Linked DNA regions of Mus musculus: region 1 is linked to region 2. A link is a contact called in ENCODE Hi-C or POLR2A ChIA-PET data. All regions are on one chromosome and are shown on one strand. The core of a region is the stretch at or near the end of the contact, and the rest is flanking DNA. Distances in the headings are between cores, read along the strand shown. Region 1 has its middle 5.9 kb from the start of Gm30509. Region 2 has its middle 14 kb from the start of Gm30187.

Region 1 (4,591 bases), core at 621-3,120, 180 kb before region 2:
TGAATATGTGGCCACTGGATTGTTCCTGGGGCAGAAGTTTCTAGACCCTATTGCATTGCATTGTATTTTTGAGATGGTCTTGTTGCATCGCTCAGGTTATCCCTGAAACTCACAATCCTTTTGCCCCAGTCTCTCATGTGCTGAGAAGACTCTGTGTGTGTGTGTGTGCGTGTGTGTGTGCGTGTGCATGTGTGTGTGCGTGCGTGTGTGTGTGTGTGTGTGTGTGTGTGTGCGCGCGCGCGGGCGCCACAGGTCAGACAAAGCTTAGTCATGGTCAGGAGGAGGAGATGATGAAGCCAATACATCAGGGGCTTGTTGTTTCCAATGAAATACCTTTTTAGAGTCTGAGAGTAGACGTCCCCAAGGGAAGCCACACTGGATAGCCAGGAGCCAGCCAGGAAGCAGAGAGAGCAAGGGAAAGGTGGGAGGGGGTCTCGTGTGGTTTCTCAGTGAGGGAACTGGCCAGGGCAGTCAAGAAAGCAGCTGAGGACAGGCTGATGTGGAAGTGAGAACCGTCCTGGGTTGTGAGAGTTTAAGGGATGGTGGCCTGGGCGACTTGGGTGCTATAGACTGCGGTTGAGTAGTATTTGAACTACACCCTGTAAGGAAACGCTTAAATGCCTCTAGGGATTGACTTAACCTGAATCTGACAGTCTCTCCAGGGGCAGCAGGGACCAGGCCAGGAATTTTAAGATAAAGAAGTTATAAGATGTAACCCTTTCTCTCCAGGACTGGGAGACTATAGTGATTGGAGGGAAGATAAGATTGACACAGCCCGTAATGGGCGTGGCCAGCGGTGGGGATCAGGCTTTCACTGGAAGAAGCATTCTTTATCTCTTGTGCGGGTATCTGGCCTGGTGCTCAGGTGGCCCTTGCGCCAGTGTGACCCATTCTCACCCTCAAAATGTCCTCAGAGAATCTTGAATGGGGAGAAATGAGTCTCAGGACTAACCCACTAAGAGCTTCGCGCGCCCAAGCTAAAGACCATCTGCAAGAGTGATGGAGAGCGATCCCCCGTTCTTATCAGCATTTCCAGAACAGCATGTTGGATGCTAGGGGGTCTCTCTAGTTCCCCTGGCCTCCCTCTGAAAGATGGCCCTGCCACCAGCCCCCCACTTCTCTGTCTCCAGGGCCTAGAAACCAGATATGGTTGGATTCAGGAGGGGGTGCAGGGTTGGATTACCCCAGCTGGTGGGGATGCCAGGCACACACCAGCAGCCGGTACACAGCTTCCCCAGGGACAGATTAGAGGATCTCCCTCAAGTTCCTCTCTCGGGAGTGCCAGCCATGTTTTGACTTCCACACAGGTCTATGAGGAACACCCCAAGGCATCTGCCGGATGTGCTGTCAGAGGGTTTCTGGAAGACAGATGGCCAAACGGAAGTTTGGGACGGAGGTGCAATGGCGTGGGTGCGGATCCGCACGACGCCCACTTCAGCTGAGAAGAATTCCTGGTCCTCTCCGAAGCTCCATTTCCTCCCCCTTGTGAAGTAGAAAGGACAGCAGGCGTTCTCTTTAGAGAGCTGTGGAGATTGGGGGCTGGGGCTGGGCAGGAGGCTCGAGTAAACACCAGCTGCCTTGGGTTGGGTGCTGCAGCACCAGAGGCTCGGAGGAGCAGAGGAGCCTGGAGGGAGATGAGGGCTCTGCAGCATTGCCTGCACTAGTCAGGAACAGGGTACATATCAGAAAGGACACTGGGAATCAGCCTGGTCCTAGCTTTACTGGAAGGGCTGAGCCCAGCACAGCCAAAGAAACAGCCAGATTGCAGGATCCAGTAGGCCTTGCGGACATGGGCCCCCAACTGGGAAATTTCAGTGGAGGAAGCCAAATGAGCTAGAGAAATCCCCTGGGGTCACACATGACTCTATATTCAGAAAGAGGCTTCTGAATGCAACACACCCTCCTCCCATCTTGCCCCAGGCCCCTTTGTGCAGGCCCTCTTGCAGAAGAAGCGACCACAGAGAGAATGGTTTGGGAAGCCAAGGGTGTCTAGCCTCTGGCCCAGGAAGCTGCTGTGGGGGCCAAGCTGACAGACTGCCCCACGGAATGCCCTTAAGCTGACAGACTGCCCTTTTGCTTACCTGGACTCTAGCCTTGGCTTTTTACCCCTGACAAAACGTGGCTGGTCTGGTCTTACACTGCAGTCCTCTATGGACATGCTGGCTTAAATTGATTCCTCCCCCCCCCCCCCAAAGCCATTGTGCAGAGAACGGCTTTCAAATAAAGAGTCTGGTATAACCCAGTTTTCTGGGGCCATAACCCAGGGCTCTTACATGGCTGGCTGGCCTGGGTCCCTCTTCTGTCTGTTGTTGGGAGCTCTGTGAGCCCATTCACTACCTGCCCATCTGTGGGGCCACCCTCACTGGCCTTAATAGCATTTGCACTTTAAGGAGAGCTCTTCCATACAGAGAGGAGGAAGAGACAATAGAGACTCTGTTGGCTGGCAGAAACTACCAACTGCATGTTTCTTATGTTTAATTTGATGGGACGTTGGACACACACAGTTGGTGCTGTCCCGGCAGCAGACAGGCCCAAGATAACCCTTGTTAGAGCCCAGCTGGTGCCTGCAGCTCATCAGGGAGAGCTGAGCCCTGGTATAATGTCCAGTGGCCAGGGTCCCTTTGCCCACTAGGACCCACAGACAGAATGCATATCTATCTTCAGGGCCACCATCAACCTACATGTAGCTCAAGCTACATCAGACCCAGGAAAGCCAAAGCCCACACTGCACATCCCAAATTGGTCCCTAGGGAGCAAAGCCAAGGGACAGAAGGAATGAAACGGTTTTCCATCAGCGTCATCCTGGGAGCTCAGGAGCCTCCACCTACATAGTCAGTGGAAATGCTAACTCTTGCCTATGGCTGGACACATCCCGACCACGGAGCCACAAGAGGGGAAATTTCCAGAGGAAGGACTCCGTGAGGACACATCTTCAGGTGAAGGAGAGCTACCTCAGGCGACCCAGCCCTAAGCCAGCTTGACCTTGGACGTCCGGCCTCAGAATACATGAGACAGTGAACCTGGTTGGAGCCCGCAGTTTATGCTGTTTTATTCTATCACCTCAGGACATTTGCACCTCTCCCAGGTGCTAGATTCTGAATCATTCTTTCCCTTGGAGTGAGATATTTCCCTCCTCTGTTGATAGAGTCAGGGTGATGGACTGGAATGGGCTCTATAGACTGCATTGCAAAGGCCTCTGAAGCCCCATGGGGGTGAGTTCCTTCATGGGTGGGTAGACTGGGATCACCGGCCTGCCCACCACACCTGGCTTTGTGGCCATTTGTTCTGCAGCCCCAGGAAGCTCATCTGCCATCTCTATAAAGTGGTGGCGAGTACCTAGACCCTGCTTCTTGCCAATGCTGCCACATCTGTCACCTTGCTTTCTGTGGAATTCACAATGATTTCTGCCTGATGTGTCCTGCCCCAGGGTGCTCTGCAAGTTTCTGGCTGTCAGGGATGCCAAACTATAGCACATAACATGGCTCAAATTGGTGGCTTTGTATGTGAGACAGCCATCACCGGTCCCCTGAGGCACCCGGTGTTCAAGTCATCTGTTTGTCCCCTCGGGATGCAGAGTCAGAACTACCCCATCTCGAGCCTGGCATGCCACTGGACCTCAGCTGGAGTGAGTTGCAGAACGCATCAAAGAACGTCTGTCAGACCACACTGGAACTTCTTGGAAACCTAGACTGACTTCTCAGGAATTTGCATTTTGTTTCAATTTAGATTTTAATGAGCCAGACTTCCTCAGGTGGGTTCCCCCAGGAAACCCCAGTGGTCACACTGGAGGAGATGCAGCTGCCGATGGGATTTTCCCAGCATGCTCTGCCTGGCTGGGCCGAAAGACAGACAGATAGTGCTATGACTAGAGATAAGGGGATACCCAACACTGGGCTTCCTCTCAAGGCCTCTCTGGAGGCAGAGAATTACTTTCAGCAACCGGGGATGGCTTCATCACCAATCTGAATTCTAGCACATTCCGTAGCTCTAGCACAGATAAAGCAGCCATTAATTCTAGCTGACATCATTTCCAGCTTCAGATGGGATCAATGGGCTCAGCCCTGGGAAAGGAAGAGACAGACAGTATTTGAGAGTGGTAGTGCTAAGTCCTTGAAAAGGGCCTTGCGTGGACAAAGGGGCTGACTGGAGCTTCGTTTCTGCCTCCCTTGCCCACACCACCCATCTGGTCTCTGGGTCATCCCTTCTTGGTAAACTTCTGCTGTCTGGATGAGCCAACGAGGCAGAGGAGAGGCCAGTGCTCGTCCCAGTATGGCTCTGACTTTGGGGTCAAAACAGGCCAGACACCAGGAGACCCATGTGGCCCTGTAACCCTCACCTTGCCCTGAGCTTTGCCTGTGCTGTCCACACAGAACTTGGCTTAGTGCAGGGCCCCCAAAGGGCAGGTCTGAGCCTGGACACGGGGTAAAGGAAGATGGTTTTGGAATCCATCCCAGGGATCCAGTCGATCCCCGACAGGCATGTGGAGACAGACGGACAGATGGACACGGGGTAAAGGAAGATGGTTTTGGAGTCCATCCCAGGGATCTAGTCGATCCCCGACAGGCATGTGGAGATAGACGGACAGAGAAGC
Region 2 (4,445 bases), core at 1,192-3,691:
GCTGAGCAAGCCAGGGGAAGCAAGCCAGTAAAGAACATCCCTCCATGGGCTCTGCATCAGCTCCTGCTTCCTGACCTGCTTGAGTTCCAGTCCTGACTTCCTTTGGTGATGAACAGCAATGTGGAAGTGTAAGCTGAATAAACCCTTTCCTCCCCAAGTGCTTCTTGGTCATGATGTTTGTGCAGGAATAGAAACCCTGACTAAGACAGTAGGGATGGCAATGATAGTAATGACAGGTGAGGAGACGTTGTTGATGGTGATGTGGGACACTGATGGTGATGGTAACAGTCATGGTGTTTGTGATGACGATGGTGAGGATGGTGGTGATGATGGTGGTGGTGGTGATAGTGCAGATGGTAATGATGGTGATGATGGCAAGCTGTTGGCCATGATGCTGATCTGATGGTGATGGAATTGGCAATGGTGACAGAGATAGTAACAATAGAGTGGATGATGATGATGCCCCAGCCTACGTGTGCTGACTATTTTGTATCTTTGCTGCTCACGACAGCAATCTTATTAGCTAGGAATCATTAGTCTCTACCTTGTAGGAGGAGGCAGAGACAGAGATCTCTGACCCTGTCAGGCTCCCCTAGCTTCCAAAGTCCCAAAGCTCACTCCCAGGAACCGACCTTTGAACCAGTCCTGGAGATGTTTTGATGGGAGAAGACAAAAGGCAGGAAATGGAAGGGGAATCCAGAGCGAAGCTGCCAGGAGCCTGCCTGCTTTAAGAACACACTCTGTGGGCTGGTGAGATGGCTCAGTGGGTAAGAGCACCCGACTGTTCTTCCGAAGGTCCGAAGTTCAAATCCCAGCAACCACATGGTGGCTCACAACCATCCGTAATGAGATCTGACTCCCTCTTCTGGAGTGTCTGAAGACAACTACAGTGTACTTACATATAATAAAAATAAATAAATTTTTTTAAAAAAAAAGAACACACTCTGTATCCCTCTGAGGCACATGGGTACTCTGTACCCAGCAGGTGCTAAGGAGGCAGAGATGAGCTTGCCTGAGGATAGGCAGGGAGCCACAGCCCCCTTCCTGAGCAACCACCACACTGGCCATGGTGAGGTTGGTGGGGCCACTCCTTGGCTTTGGGCCATCGAAAACTCAAAGGGCAAACAGAACACAAGCTCAGGGGAGCTCAGTGACACCTCCTGGGTGGTCATGGGGTTGGGGATCCCTACAGGGTAGGGGTAGAAACAGTACAGAAACAGATGCCTCTAGTCCCAGCATTTGGGACACAGAGGCAGGGGGCTCTCTCTGAGTTCAAGAGTTCAAGGGCAGGCAGAACTATGTAGTAGAGAGATTTTTGTCAAAAAAAAAAAGAAAGAAAGAAAGTAAGTAAGAAAGGAAAAGAAAAAACCAAACAAACAAAAGTACAGGAGGGTCCCAGAAAAATGTGGCCACAGCCTTACAGGCATACAGGGGCACCCCAAAATTCTGGTAATTCCTATATAGCAAGCTTCTCAAAGCATCCCTCTGCTGAACCAAGTACAGTAGCACTTGCCTTCCAGGGTTGTGGCTAATATGAAATGCGGCTACACTTTCATGCAGATAGTACAGACTGAGGGGAGAGCTCTACGCCCACCTTCCCTCCTCCTCTCTTCCCTCCCAGCAGACCCAGGAGCCATGAAATCCAGGCTCTAGCATCTCTGTCCAGAGCTGTGAAGGCCAGTGCCACTGTGGCAAAACAGATGCACCTCTACCCTCAGAGAGTGCACGCAACCCAGCACAGGCACACACACACACACACACACACACACACACACACACACACACACACACACTGTAGATGCTCAGGATCCCAGTCACAGGTAGACACAAAGGAGGTCAACCTGCTTTAAGATCTGTGACAACCCTGAGCAGCAGTGCAGTACCTGGCAAGTCGGGCTCAGGTCACCATATAGATGACTCCCGTTTCTCTGTGAAGAGCACACCCCCACGCCATCTTCTCCCCACCCCCGACTTTTATCCACAGCCTGCAGCATGTGTAGTAGGTGTGTGCAGTGGGTATGTACATGTACCTGCCTGTGTCGACTGAATCAACTCAGTCCTGAAGTGGAGATGGGGCACAGTAGGGCACCTGTGGGGATGGGGTCCCACCCACAGCGCTGTCATGGGCCTTGGATTGAGGGCATCTACCCTTCCAGGGACGTGGGATCCAAGAACAAGTTCAAGTCAGCAAAGGAAAGACATAGAAGTTACATCAGCCTCTTACTAGTGGGTACCTAGAACTTCCCACTGCCTTTTTGTCCCTCTTCCCCCTCCCCCATCCTTGCTCTCTTGGTTGTTATTAGCCGGCTGAGTTCCATCTGCCCCGCCCCCCTTTACAGCCCTGAAACTGAGAATTGGAATCCCCAAGTAATAAGATGGAGAAACTGAAGCCCAGAGCAGTGGGCAACTTGGCCTTGTGCCAGCAAGAGGGAGGTGGGACTGAATGAGGTCACTGCTCCTCAAACCGGAGTTATTCTTATCTTCTTGGTGTCGCGGTGACATTCAAGGCACGCGTTTGAGTCACAGCGTGGGCATCAAAGAGCTTTTAGTGGTGGTGGAGAGGGCCCCTTTCCAGGGTAGGGTCGTGACCTTACCTAAGAGGGGTGACCAAGCAGGACGATTCACCGCTTACCTCACCCCATCCTACTCCGTCATCCTCCCGCCCCTGCATGTACCCCACCCCCACTCTTCCCTCCCAGCAGGCCAGTGTCCCACCTTTGTGCGTCAACCCCAGCACAGCTGAGGCACCTTGGATGATAAGCCTTGAGGGAGGAGGGGAACCAGCCGCCACTGTAGGTCCGGAACTGGGTAGAAGGCGCCCCCTGTCGGCCATGTGAAATCCAGCCGCAGCCTCCGTGTTATCCAGCTAGTTTCCAGCCCTCAGGACTACAGATTTCCCAATCTCTTCTGTTGGAAGGATGGGTAGAAAAATGAAGTTTGTTCCCTCCACACCCTATTCCTGAGCGGGTTTGTTCCCTCCACACCCTATTCCTGAGCGGGTTATCCTGGTTGCTACCTAAGCCTCGTGTCCTGGACTGTCTGAGAGTAAGATACTCATCTTCAAGCCCTGGTATCAACAGGTAGTTCTATTGGTAGGAGCCAACAGCGTCATGGGATAACAGCTTCCTGTTGTGTGCTCTTTTAGAAGGTTGCTGGCTGTTCATCCAGAGCCCACAGCCTAACCCTAACCCTAACCCTAACCCTAACCCTAACCCTAACCCTAACCCCTGGGATTCCACGCACTCCAGCATAGCATCCTGGCTGAGCTAGCTGTTGTGAATCTAAGCTCCAGCTAGACACTCTGCCCAGTGGGTGCCCTCTCTGCCCAGCTGATTAACCCCTGCTCAGCCAGGCCAGGCTATAATAAAAGCATCCACCGCCTGGCTACTGAGGCTCTTCCTAAGGCTTCTAGCCTACCTCATAGGCAGACTGGAAGCCCTGTCACCTGCTCCAGAAATAGGGCAAAGTGCCCTGTGTCCTGGAAGGGCATCTGCAAGAATATTAATACAAAGAAAAGAGCATTTGTGTTGAAGTGCTGAGATCTGGTCTCCCTCTTGTTTCTGTCACTTGGATATTTTTAAAGATTTATATTTATGTATATCATGTTGTATGAGCATTCTGTCTTCATGCATACCAGGAAAGGGCATCAGATTCCATTAGAGATGGTTGTGAGTCACCATGAGGTTGCTAGGATTTGAACTCAGAACCTTTGGAAGAGCAGTCAGTGCTCTTACCCGCTGAGCCATCTCTCCAGCCCCTCTATTGCTCTTAGATGCAAAGTCAATGCTGTCTCTGAAGTGAAATGCGCACTGTGCTTCTGCCAAGCTTCCTCCCACACCTAAGGTCTTCCTACTGCCAGTGACCTTGTGATCTGCTCAAGGTCACCACCTTTAAGGACATGACCCCAGGTCCATGCTTGCTGATGGGGAGGGGGGGATCCTGGAGACATGATGACTTCAGGAAAAAGAGCAGCTTCTCCTGGACAGTAACCACCCAGGGTAGTCGGTTCCGGCCCTGGGCACCATCATTCTAAGCCCTTCCTGTGGCCCTCAATGTCCTCATCTGCAAAATGGAGCAAAAGTGCCCATTCCCAGTCAGAGTTCCATTCTCAGCAGGCATCAGAGCCGCCCATCGACACCGTGCATCCTCTTGCAGTTTGGGGAGCCTTCCTGACTTCGGAGGCTAGTGTCACTAATACCAGCTGGCTTCAAGGGCCACTGTGGCAGGTCACTGAGAAGACCTGCCGTGAGTGAGATCACCTTGGGTACCCTTTGTAAAAACCAGCCAGCAAACTCCTGTCACTGGCCCCAATTTTGCCAAATTATCACACACCTGATTCCTGAGCCACACAGGAGGTTGGAGATCTAGTTCTCCCCCATGAAGGTTTTGGGGAGGACATGTCCTAAATCGGGCCCTCTAAGAATAAGGAGCAAACCTACCAGCCT

The links. A loop is a pair of places that touch in the nucleus more often than their neighbours do. ChIA-PET counts read pairs that join two places held with the same protein, here RNA polymerase II (POLR2A).
Region 1: a loop to region 2 is called in a map of mouse embryonic stem cell, with 2.3 times the contacts of the local background. The contact joins two enhancer-like sites. A Hi-C loop is called at or near these places in 1 of 37 maps with a recorded cell type or tissue (mouse embryonic stem cell). POLR2A ChIA-PET finds 5 or more read pairs at or near these places in 1 of 5 experiments (embryonic stem cell).

What each region holds. Positions count from the first base shown.
Region 1 is chr17:31,874,725-31,879,315 of GRCm38, reverse strand. No RefSeq gene overlaps it. Among named protein-coding and RNA genes, the nearest start is that of Gm30509, 5.9 kb to the right of the region's middle. Within about 2 kb of position 1,870, at least 2 of the 3 ENCODE cell types and tissues checked have a DNase peak (open chromatin) inside an H3K27ac peak, as active enhancers do.
Region 2 is chr17:31,691,792-31,696,236 of GRCm38, reverse strand. No RefSeq gene overlaps it. Among named protein-coding and RNA genes, the nearest start is that of Gm30187, 14 kb to the left of the region's middle. Within about 2 kb of position 2,441, at least 2 of the 3 ENCODE cell types and tissues checked have a DNase peak (open chromatin) inside an H3K27ac peak, as active enhancers do.